2 separate regions of the Mus musculus genome follow, and region 1 is linked to region 2. Evidence: chromatin loops called from intact Hi-C (ENCODE). Cell type or tissue: gastrocnemius. All regions are shown on one strand. Each heading gives the region's core, and the rest is flanking DNA. Links, peaks and the distances in the headings are about the cores only. Region 1 has its middle 6.5 kb from the start of Mfap1b. Region 2 holds the start of Catsper2 (cation channel, sperm associated 2).

The links. Hi-C counts contacts between places; a loop is a spot of excess contacts. Peaks named below come from ENCODE experiments on the same cell type or tissue, not always from the same donor. Only the 100,000 strongest peaks of a DNase experiment are listed, where the experiment ranks them.
Region 1: a loop joins it to region 2, with 2.9 times the contacts of the local background. A loop is called at or near these places in 4 of 42 quality-filtered maps.

What each region holds. Positions count from the first base shown.
Region 1 is chr2:121,478,301-121,482,691 of GRCm38, forward strand. It overlaps the pseudogene Gm14018 and the pseudogene Gm14017. Among named protein-coding and RNA genes, the nearest start is that of Mfap1b, 6.5 kb to the left of the region's middle. In gastrocnemius, for the core only: a CTCF peak has its summit at 2,406 (motif pointing left); no DNase peak of the experiment used is centred there.
Region 2 is chr2:121,411,244-121,415,625 of GRCm38, forward strand. Catsper2 (cation channel, sperm associated 2) reads right to left here and starts at 2,549. Exons shown (of 13, transcript NM_153075.3): 1 at 2,173-2,549; 2 at 907-1,047. The coding sequence starts at 1,045. It overlaps Pdia3 (protein disulfide isomerase associated 3), which reads left to right and starts at 2,659. Exons shown (of 13, transcript NM_007952.2): 1 at 2,659-2,962. The coding sequence starts at 2,796. In gastrocnemius, for the core only: a CTCF peak has its summit at 2,435 (motif pointing right); DNase peaks (open chromatin) are centred at 1,600 and 2,568; H3K4me3 peaks cover 2,566 bases; H3K27ac peaks cover 3,141 bases.

The DNA.
Region 1 (4,391 bases), core at 134-4,133, 67 kb after region 2:
GCAGAGAGTTCCTTGGCATCTAACTTTTAAAAATTCAAAAATAAAATGAGCATGATTTAAATACTGTTGTGTATGGGGATGTAATTCCCTCTTTTCTGTTTTTTATGAAGACATTATTTTAAAGCTCCACAATACCTTGTCCTTGAGAATTATAAAGAATCCCAGTAACATGGGTAATATTAAATTGTCTACAAACCATCTCAAATGCTTGACTGTAATAGCTAGTTCCACTATCTGTTTTAATCTGATTTGAAACAGCAAGTATAGAAAAACAATGTAGCCGGGCGTGGTGGCGCATGCCTTTAATCCCAGCACTTGGGAGGCAGAGGCAGGTGGATTTCTGAGTTCGAGGCCAGCCTGGTCTACAAAGTGAGTTCCAGGACAGCCAGGGCTATACAGAGAAACCCTGTCTCGAAAAACCAAAAAAAAAAAAAAAAAAAAAAAAAAAAGAAAAACAATGTAGGCAATGACTAATTACATTTTTAGTTGTTTTTCCTGTTAAAGAAGTTGCAACTAGAAAGCCTGAAAAGATGTCAGTATTCACATGTGCATATTTTATTTTTCCAAAATCAGGAATATGAGTATCATCCATTTGCAATAATTGATTAGTTATAAGTTCCTGAGGATTAAGACCATTATGTGGTACAGGTAAAAATTGTACAGTCTCTAGAAATACCAAATTGTTGTCTCAAGCTATTACTATTTTGATGATGTAAAGAATGAGATTGTATGGCCAATTGTTCCTGTGTAAGGCCTATAATCTGCCTGATATACAAATCTGTTGTGGCATTGTCCTAAGGGGTCTTGTCCAGGCAGTCCAGGATGAGCTCTTAAATGTCCAAAGACAGTCAGTACTCTCTCTTAATTTGAGTTGTATTTGCATAACTAATTGTAAAATTTGAGAATTAGCAGTACCTAAAAAAGGAACAATTTCAAACAATTGTAAACCATGAGCTGTATATTGGTTATCAGTATACAAATTAAAAGCTTGATTTTTCAACATTTCAAAAAAGAGTGGCTATAGCACATAATTCAATTATTAGTGCTGAGGTGGAAGGAAACTCAAGAGAATAAACATGTGATCCAATCACATATGTTTCTCGCCCATAGATGAGCTGTTTATATATAGAGTACATGTATTCTCTCTCTCTCTCTCTCTCTCTCTCTCTCTCTCTCTCTCTCTCTCTCTCTTTCTTTCTTTCTTTTTCCCGAGACAGGGTTTCTCTGTATAGCCCTGGCTGTCCTGGAACTCACTCTGTAGACCAGGCTGGCCTCGAACTCAGAAATCTGCCTGCCTCTGCCTCCCAAGTGCTGGGATTAAAGGCGTGTGCCACCACTGCCCAGCTAGTACATGGCCCAGACTAGCCTTGAACTCACAGAGATTCTCTCTGCCTCTACCTGCCTAATGGTAGGATTAAAGATGCTCACCATCATAGCCCACCTTCTATAATTTCTTACAGCACTGATGCTATTGGCCTGAAACTGTACATTGAGAGCTGTTGGATTAGATTATGTCTTAAGGTGAGACTATTGGCTGTATGAGCTGATTTTCGCTTGGATATAATGAATAGAAACTACAGAATTAAAGATGTGTAAGCATTGTTATAAATGCCTACAGAATGTATAAATTTTGAAGACACTGCAGCATTTATTTATCTTTCTGTGGTGCTAGGGCCTCACATATGCTAGAGAAGCACTGTTCTAAGGAGACAGATTTTCAGCCGCCTTTTCATGTTCTATTTTGAAACAGGTTCTTACTTTGTTGGCTAGGTTGGCTATGGGACTTTTGATCCTTTTGTGTCATACTCATTATCTGGGATTGTAGCCCTGTACACTGGGATCTGGCTAAGATAACATAATCAGACGGTTCATTAGTTTGTTCTCTTTACATCATCATTACTGTTTTTTATTGTGGTGCTTGGTATGATTTCTCAGAAGCATAGGCTGGCCTAGAACTCATCTGTAGGCCCAGGCTCTTGGCAGTTCTCCTGCTTCAGCTTCCAAGTGCTTGGAATTACAGAAATATTAAACCTGACATTCCCGCTTTTCATTATTTTGTAGAATCACCTAGAAATGTATTCTAATAAGTTATAAAGTAAATCCCCCTCTTGTTTCAAGATCCCCAAGTGTGTTCCTGAGATGGTGTCAGGCCTTGGGTGTGCTGTTGGAGATGTTGGAGATGTGTGTTCCTGAGATGTTGGTTGTCTTTCCGGTGATTCATTTTCTGTTCATCTGAGATTTCAGTTACCAGGTAGTTCAATAAGGAATACACAGTGATGAAGAGATGGCTCAACATTCAAGAGCACTGACCACTCTTGCTGAGGTCACCAGTTCAAGTCCCAGCAACTGCATGGTGGCTGACAGCCATCTCTAATGAGATCTGCTGCTGCCCTGCTGCCCTCTTGTGGCATTCGAGTGCACAAGCAGGCAGAACACCGTACACATAATAAATCTTTTTTAAAAATGATAAATCTTTAAGCTGGAGAGATGGCTCAGTGGTTAAAAGCACTGACTGTTCTTCCAGAGGTTGTGAGTTCAATTCCCAGCAACCACATGGTGGATCACAACCATCTGTAATTGGATCAGATGCCCTCTTCTGGTGTGTCTAAAGATAGCTACAGTGTACTCATATTAAATAAATAAATAAATAAATAAATAAATAAATAAATAAATAAATAAATCTAAAGGCCCAAAATGGCTCCTCTTACTGTCACTACCGTGTGAGTCCCGCCTGGGACTGTAATCTGTGTCTTGGCTTTGAGATTCATACCCGCTCCCCATTTTTCCGGCTGGTTTGCTGCCCCTACTGAGGCGGACAGGCTAGAGTAATGGCAGGGAGTGTCCCTTGGGCGGCAAGTAGGAGACTGTGGGGCTGGATGCCTTCGGCATGCCGAAGCTTCTCTCTGGGCTTCCCACGGTTGGCCTTCGTAAGGCTCACTCTTCCACCTCCCAAAGTGGTTGATCGCTGGAAAGAGAGAGGGCTCTGTTTGGCGTCTACGACAACATTGGAATCCTGGGGAATTTCGAGAAGCACCCAAAAGAACTGATCAAGGGCCCAGTATGGCTTCGAGGCTGGAGAGGAAATGAATTGCAGCGTTGTGTCCGAAAGAAGAAATTTGTGGGAAGCAGGATGTTCATTGAGGACCTGCATAACCTTAACAAACGGATCAGCTATCTCTACAAACACTTTAACCGACATGGGAAGTACAGATAGGACGGGAAATGTGTCACCCTGGAGAAGGGGAACAGGACTTATCCCAGCAAGGAGAGAGCTTTGTGTGCTCGCTGTAATAAAAAAATGGGGCTCCTTTGGAATCTGAAAAAAAAAAAATCTTAAAAAAAAAAAAAGGACTACCCATGATACACCTCACAGACCATATGAAGCTCAAGAAGAAGGAAGACCAAAGTGTGGATGCTTCAGTCCTTATAGGGTCAAACAAAATATTCATAGGAAATGGAGGGTGGAAGGGACTTGGGAGGAAGAAAGGAGGGGGAGGGAAAAATGGGGGCAGGATCAGGTATGGGAGGCGACTAGGATGATGCACAGAGGGTCAGGAAATTGAACAGAGGTGTGTAGCAATAGGGATGGGGAACTGGGGTTAGCCACCAGAAAGTACCAGATGCCAGGAAAGCAAGAGGCCACCCAGGACCCAATAGGGATGAGATTAGCTGAAGTGCCCAACAAAGGGGAGGGAGAACCTGTTCAGACTATATCCAGAGGTTAGATAAGGCCCCTAGTTGGGAGATGGGGCCACTCACTCATCTCCAAATTTTTAACCTTGAATTGCTCTTGCCTAAAGGAAATATGGGAACAAAATGTGGAACAGAGACTAAAGGAAAGGCCATCCAGAGATTGCTCTACTGGGGGATCTATCTCATATACAGATACCAAACCCAGACACTATTGTGGATGCCAAGAAGTGCTTGCTGACAGGAGCCTGATTTAGCTGTCTCCTGAGAGGTTCTGCCAGACCCTGACAAATACAGATGCGGATGCTCCCAGTCATCCACTGGACTGAACATGGGGACCCCAATGGAGGAGTTAGAGAAAGGACTGACGAAGCTGAAGGGGTTTGCAACCCCATAGGAAGAACAACAATATCAACCAACTAGTCTCCCAAGAGCTCCCAGGGACTAAAGCACCAACCAAAGAGTACACAAGGAGGGACCCATGGCTCCAGCTGCAAGTGTATCGGAAGATGGCCTAATCTGTCATCAATGGGAGGAGAGGCCCTTGGTTCTGTGAATGCTCTATGCCCCAGTGTAGAGGAATGCCGGGTGGTGAGGTGGAAGTGGATGGGTAGGTGGGTGGGGGAGGAGCACTTTCATAGAAGCAGGGGCAGTGGGGACCGGATAGGGCGCTTGCAGAGGGGAAACTGGGAAATGTAAAT
Region 2 (4,382 bases), core at 1-4,000:
ACCACCATGTGGTTGCTGGGATTTGAACTCAGGTCCTCCGGAAGAGCAGTCAGTGCTCTTAACCACTGAGCCATCTCACCAGCCCCCCTAAATTTTCTTTTATTTGTACTTAAAAAAAAAAAATACCGCTGAGCGTGGTGGCACATGCCTTTAATCCCAGCACTCAGGAGGCAGAGGCAGAGGCAGGAGGATTTCTGAGTTTGAGGCCAGCCTGGTCTACAAAGTGAGTTCCAGGACAGCCAGGGCTACACAGAGAAACCCTGACTCGAAAAAACAAAAACAACATAAAAAAATAGCATTTATTCGTGTGGGGGGGTGGTCAGAGCATAATTGTAGGGGTAGGTTGTATTCTTGTACCATATGGGTTCTGAAGATAGAGCTTAGTTTACAGAGCAAGTGCCTATGTTCACTAAGCTATGTTTTCTCTGGCCTTACTCATATTGTTCTCAACCAAGGATGGCCTTGAATTCCTGGTGTCTCCTCCTCCAGAGTGCTGGGATTCACCCATACCTGGTTTCTTTCTTTCCTTTTTAATTTTTTTCTTTTTCTTTTTTTCTAATAGTTGTGTATGTGTGTGTTGTGTGTACATGTGTAGGCCAGAGGACAACTTTTGGGAATCAGTTCTCTCCTTCCAGGTAGGTTCTGAGAATCAGACTCAGGCTATCATTATTAGCTGCAGGCACCTTTACTCTTGCCGGCTCTAATTTTGTTTGCTTGTTTGTTTCATTTTGTTTTCTGAACCAGGACCTGGCTATGTAACCCAAGCTGGTCTTTATTATTTAAAGCCCAAGTGACCCCGGATTCAGTCATGGACCGTTATTCCTGGCTCCACCCTTAAGTATGTCTCACTTTCTCTTGAGGATATGGACAGGAATATCACGTTTAGTGTGAATGAGGGTTACTAACCAAGTATCTCCCGGAGAGTGTGCCTTGGTACGGCTTGGCTCAAGCCCTGCAAATGCTCTATGAGCGAGAAAGTGTCAATGAGCTTTGAACGGATAGCATCAGCTCTGAGCAGCTGGAAATGTCCTTGTTCTTGTGCCATGTCTGTTAAGAAAGTAGAACCAAGGATGTCATGCTTAAGAATTATACTACAATTAGCAGGCTCTCTCCTCCCCCAGCTTCTTTGCCTTTTAGAGATTCAAGAAGCCCACACAAAAAAAGCTATGAGCAGTTAAGAATAAACACATTGAAAGACTCAAAGGTATTTTGTTGTTGTTCGGTACGGATTTTGTTTTTCATCTAAGCAAAAGACATAAAAGTCATAAGAAGCTAGGCAGTGGTGGTGCACGCCTTTAATCCCAGCACTTGGGAGGCAGAGGCAGGCGGATTTCTGAGTTAGAGGCCAGGCTGGTCTATAAAGTGAGTTCCAGGACAGCCAGGGCTGCACAGAGAAACCCTGTCTCGAAAAGCCAAAAACAACAACAACAACAAAAAAAAAACAAAAACAAAAGTCATAAGAAATATCTTCACAGCTAACTAAATATTCGGGTTATTTTCACTTTCTGACAGCATTTGTAATTAAACACTTCTTTTTGAAAATTAGGCTTAAATGTTAGGCAGGTGGCCCATGGCTTGGATCCCAGCGCTCTGGAGATAGAGGCAGGCAAATCTCAGAGCTCAAAGACAGCCTAGTGAAGGACAGCCAGGGCTACACAGAGAAACTATCTTGAAAAACAAACAAAAATCAGTTTAAAAGGCAGGCAGTGTAGACAGATATTCCAGTCTCAAGAGGATGGTGGATCTCTGTTGAGTTCCACATTTGCCTGGTCTATATAGTGAGTTCCAGGGCAGCCAATCCTCCTTGCCTCAAAAAAAAAAAAAAAAAAAAAAAAAGGTGAAAGCTGAGCCTGTGCCTATTAGTACGTAGTGCACACTATCAGTCTCAGCCACTCGAGAGGCTGAGGCCAGAGGATGGAAAGTTCTAGACCTTCGCGGATTACAGTATGAAGTCAAGGCCAGCCTGGACACCTTGGTGTGAACATGACTCAAAAAGTCAAAAGAGGACTAGGGATGTAATCCAGTGTTGGATCACTTGCCCAGCAATGTGCAAGGTTCTGGGCTCAATCCTCAGCTACCCACCCTCTCAAACAAACCAACAAACAACAATGGGGGGGGGGGGAGCAGCAGGCAGGGAGGGCAGAGGCCTAAGGCTGGACAAAGAATACAGACCTCACGTGGACCTGACAAAGCAGGATACGAGGTAGGGCAGCGGCAGGATGTAGACTTACTACGCCCTATAATTGGACAAAGCAACAGCCTGACATTTGGAAAACGTGTCGCGGTGCGCTCAAGTGCGTGCGCGCCCCAATGCCCCGGAGGGAGGGAGCCGGACAGACAGCTCAAGCTCCCCTCCAGCCCTTTCGCGGGCCTCACTTCCGCCCACTCAGCCCTGACTTCACCCCTCCGCCTTCCGCGCCGGCGCCCAGAGCTTCACTCCTCCCCAGCGGGTGGCGCTCAGGGCCGCTCCGGCTTCGCTGAGCCCCCTACTTCCCACCGACCCCCCGTCCAGGCCTCCGCCACAGCCAGACCGGCGGGCGTTCGCCTAAGCGTCCGCCCCGCCTCGCCCCGCGCGCCCGCCAATCGGCAGTTACCAGCTGTTCCGCCCGCCCGACGCTGCGTGACGCAGCCAATCGGCGGCTGCCACACTGCGGGCCCCGAGCAGGCCTAGGGGGTTGGGACCTCGGCAGCGGGTCTGCCCGGGCCAGACGCGCGAGCGCAGGCAAGCGGCTGCAGATTGCGGGCTCTCCCATCTCATTTCTCCGGTCCCGGCCCTCCGACCGCGACCCGCCGCCATGCGCTTCAGCTGCCTAGCTCTGCTCCCGGGCGTGGCGCTGCTGCTCGCCTCGGCCCGTCTCGCCGCCGCCTCCGATGTGTTGGAACTGACGGACGAAAACTTCGAGAGTCGCGTCTCCGACACGGGCTCGGCGGGGCTCATGCTAGTCGAGTTCTTCGCCCCCTGGTGAGGCCACTTTGCGGGATCAGGGCCGGAGGACCGGCTGGGCGCGGGAGCGGTTGGGCCTACGCAGCGCGGGCGCCCTCCACTATCTAGCAGGCCTGGCTGCGGCTGCCTCATTGCCAGTCGGTGGGGAACCGGGAGGCGCTCCGCCCGGGGTGGGGGGTGGGGTGAGGACGAGGTAGGGTGGGGACGGGGGCAGATCCGGAAAGCAGAAAGCCTAAACTCCAGGGTAGGGCCACGTCCTTACCTCCGCGTTCTTGCAGCACTTCCTATGTGGAGGGTTCTCCCATCCCCTCCCCCTCCGGTCTATCTTTCAGTATCTAGGTGAGTCAGTGTATGTGTCCCCAGGTCTGCAGACAAGGCTGGCATCCCAAAGCCTTCAGAGAGGAGGCAGAGGTCCTCTTTTAAGTGGTGAGGTTCTGGGGTTTTTTTTTTTTCTCTTTTTGTCTCCACCCCATTAGAGCCATTGGTTTCTAACCAAGGTCACTCTGTAGCTGCAGAAAGATCCTAAGTGCTTTCTTGAGACAGGCCATTAGTTGGTTCATGGCATGGCTTACACTATTTTACATTAAGCTGCAGAGGCCTCTTATTAAAAGAGTAAACCAACAAGAATTATTTCACTAGGACCTATCATAATTTCAGTATTAAATAATTCTAGAAAATGATAACATTCTGGATAAGAAAGTTACCACTGCTTAACCTAAGAAAAGGGTAAGTTCTATCGAGTGGGTGTGACCCCAAATAAAAACTTTGCTTGGGAAGGGAGAGCAAATAGGATTTCTAGTTTTGTCACTTAGAGTAGTGGATAGGATAATTTACCAATTATTTATTACAAGGGCATACAGTTTAGAGGATGTCAATATTTTTTCCCTCCTAGCACAATGACCCTTAATTCAAACCTGTTCAAAAGTATCAGTAAGACAGAGTGTGATAGTTACACTGTAACTTACCTTTGCTTCTGACCCAGTGGGATTGTTAACATCTCTAGCTTCTCTGACTTAGATGGTCACACTCAAAAGTCCTGTAGTGAAGACTGCCTAAAGAGGCAGGAAGCAAATTGTGTTTCAGTTCAGGCTTCTGTGGTTGACAGTCACATTGATTACACATTATAGATAGCATCTATATGTCTCTAGAATTCGTGTTCTCTCCGAATTTATCATAGTTACATAATGGTGCTGTTAACTGAGGGGGTGTCGCTTGGGTCTGGCTTCTTTGTCTGAAGGAGGTCATACAATTGAAGAATTGTGGGCTCTTACACAATTAGAGTTTTTAGTCAAGGCTTTGGAATATGGTTCAGTGCTTGCCTAGCATGTCCAATCCCCATTGAAACACACACACATGAGAACATATATATTCTTAAGAAACAAGTCTCTGTACACTCTAGGCTGACCTCTTCTTACTCTAGCCTCTTTTTTTTTTCTTT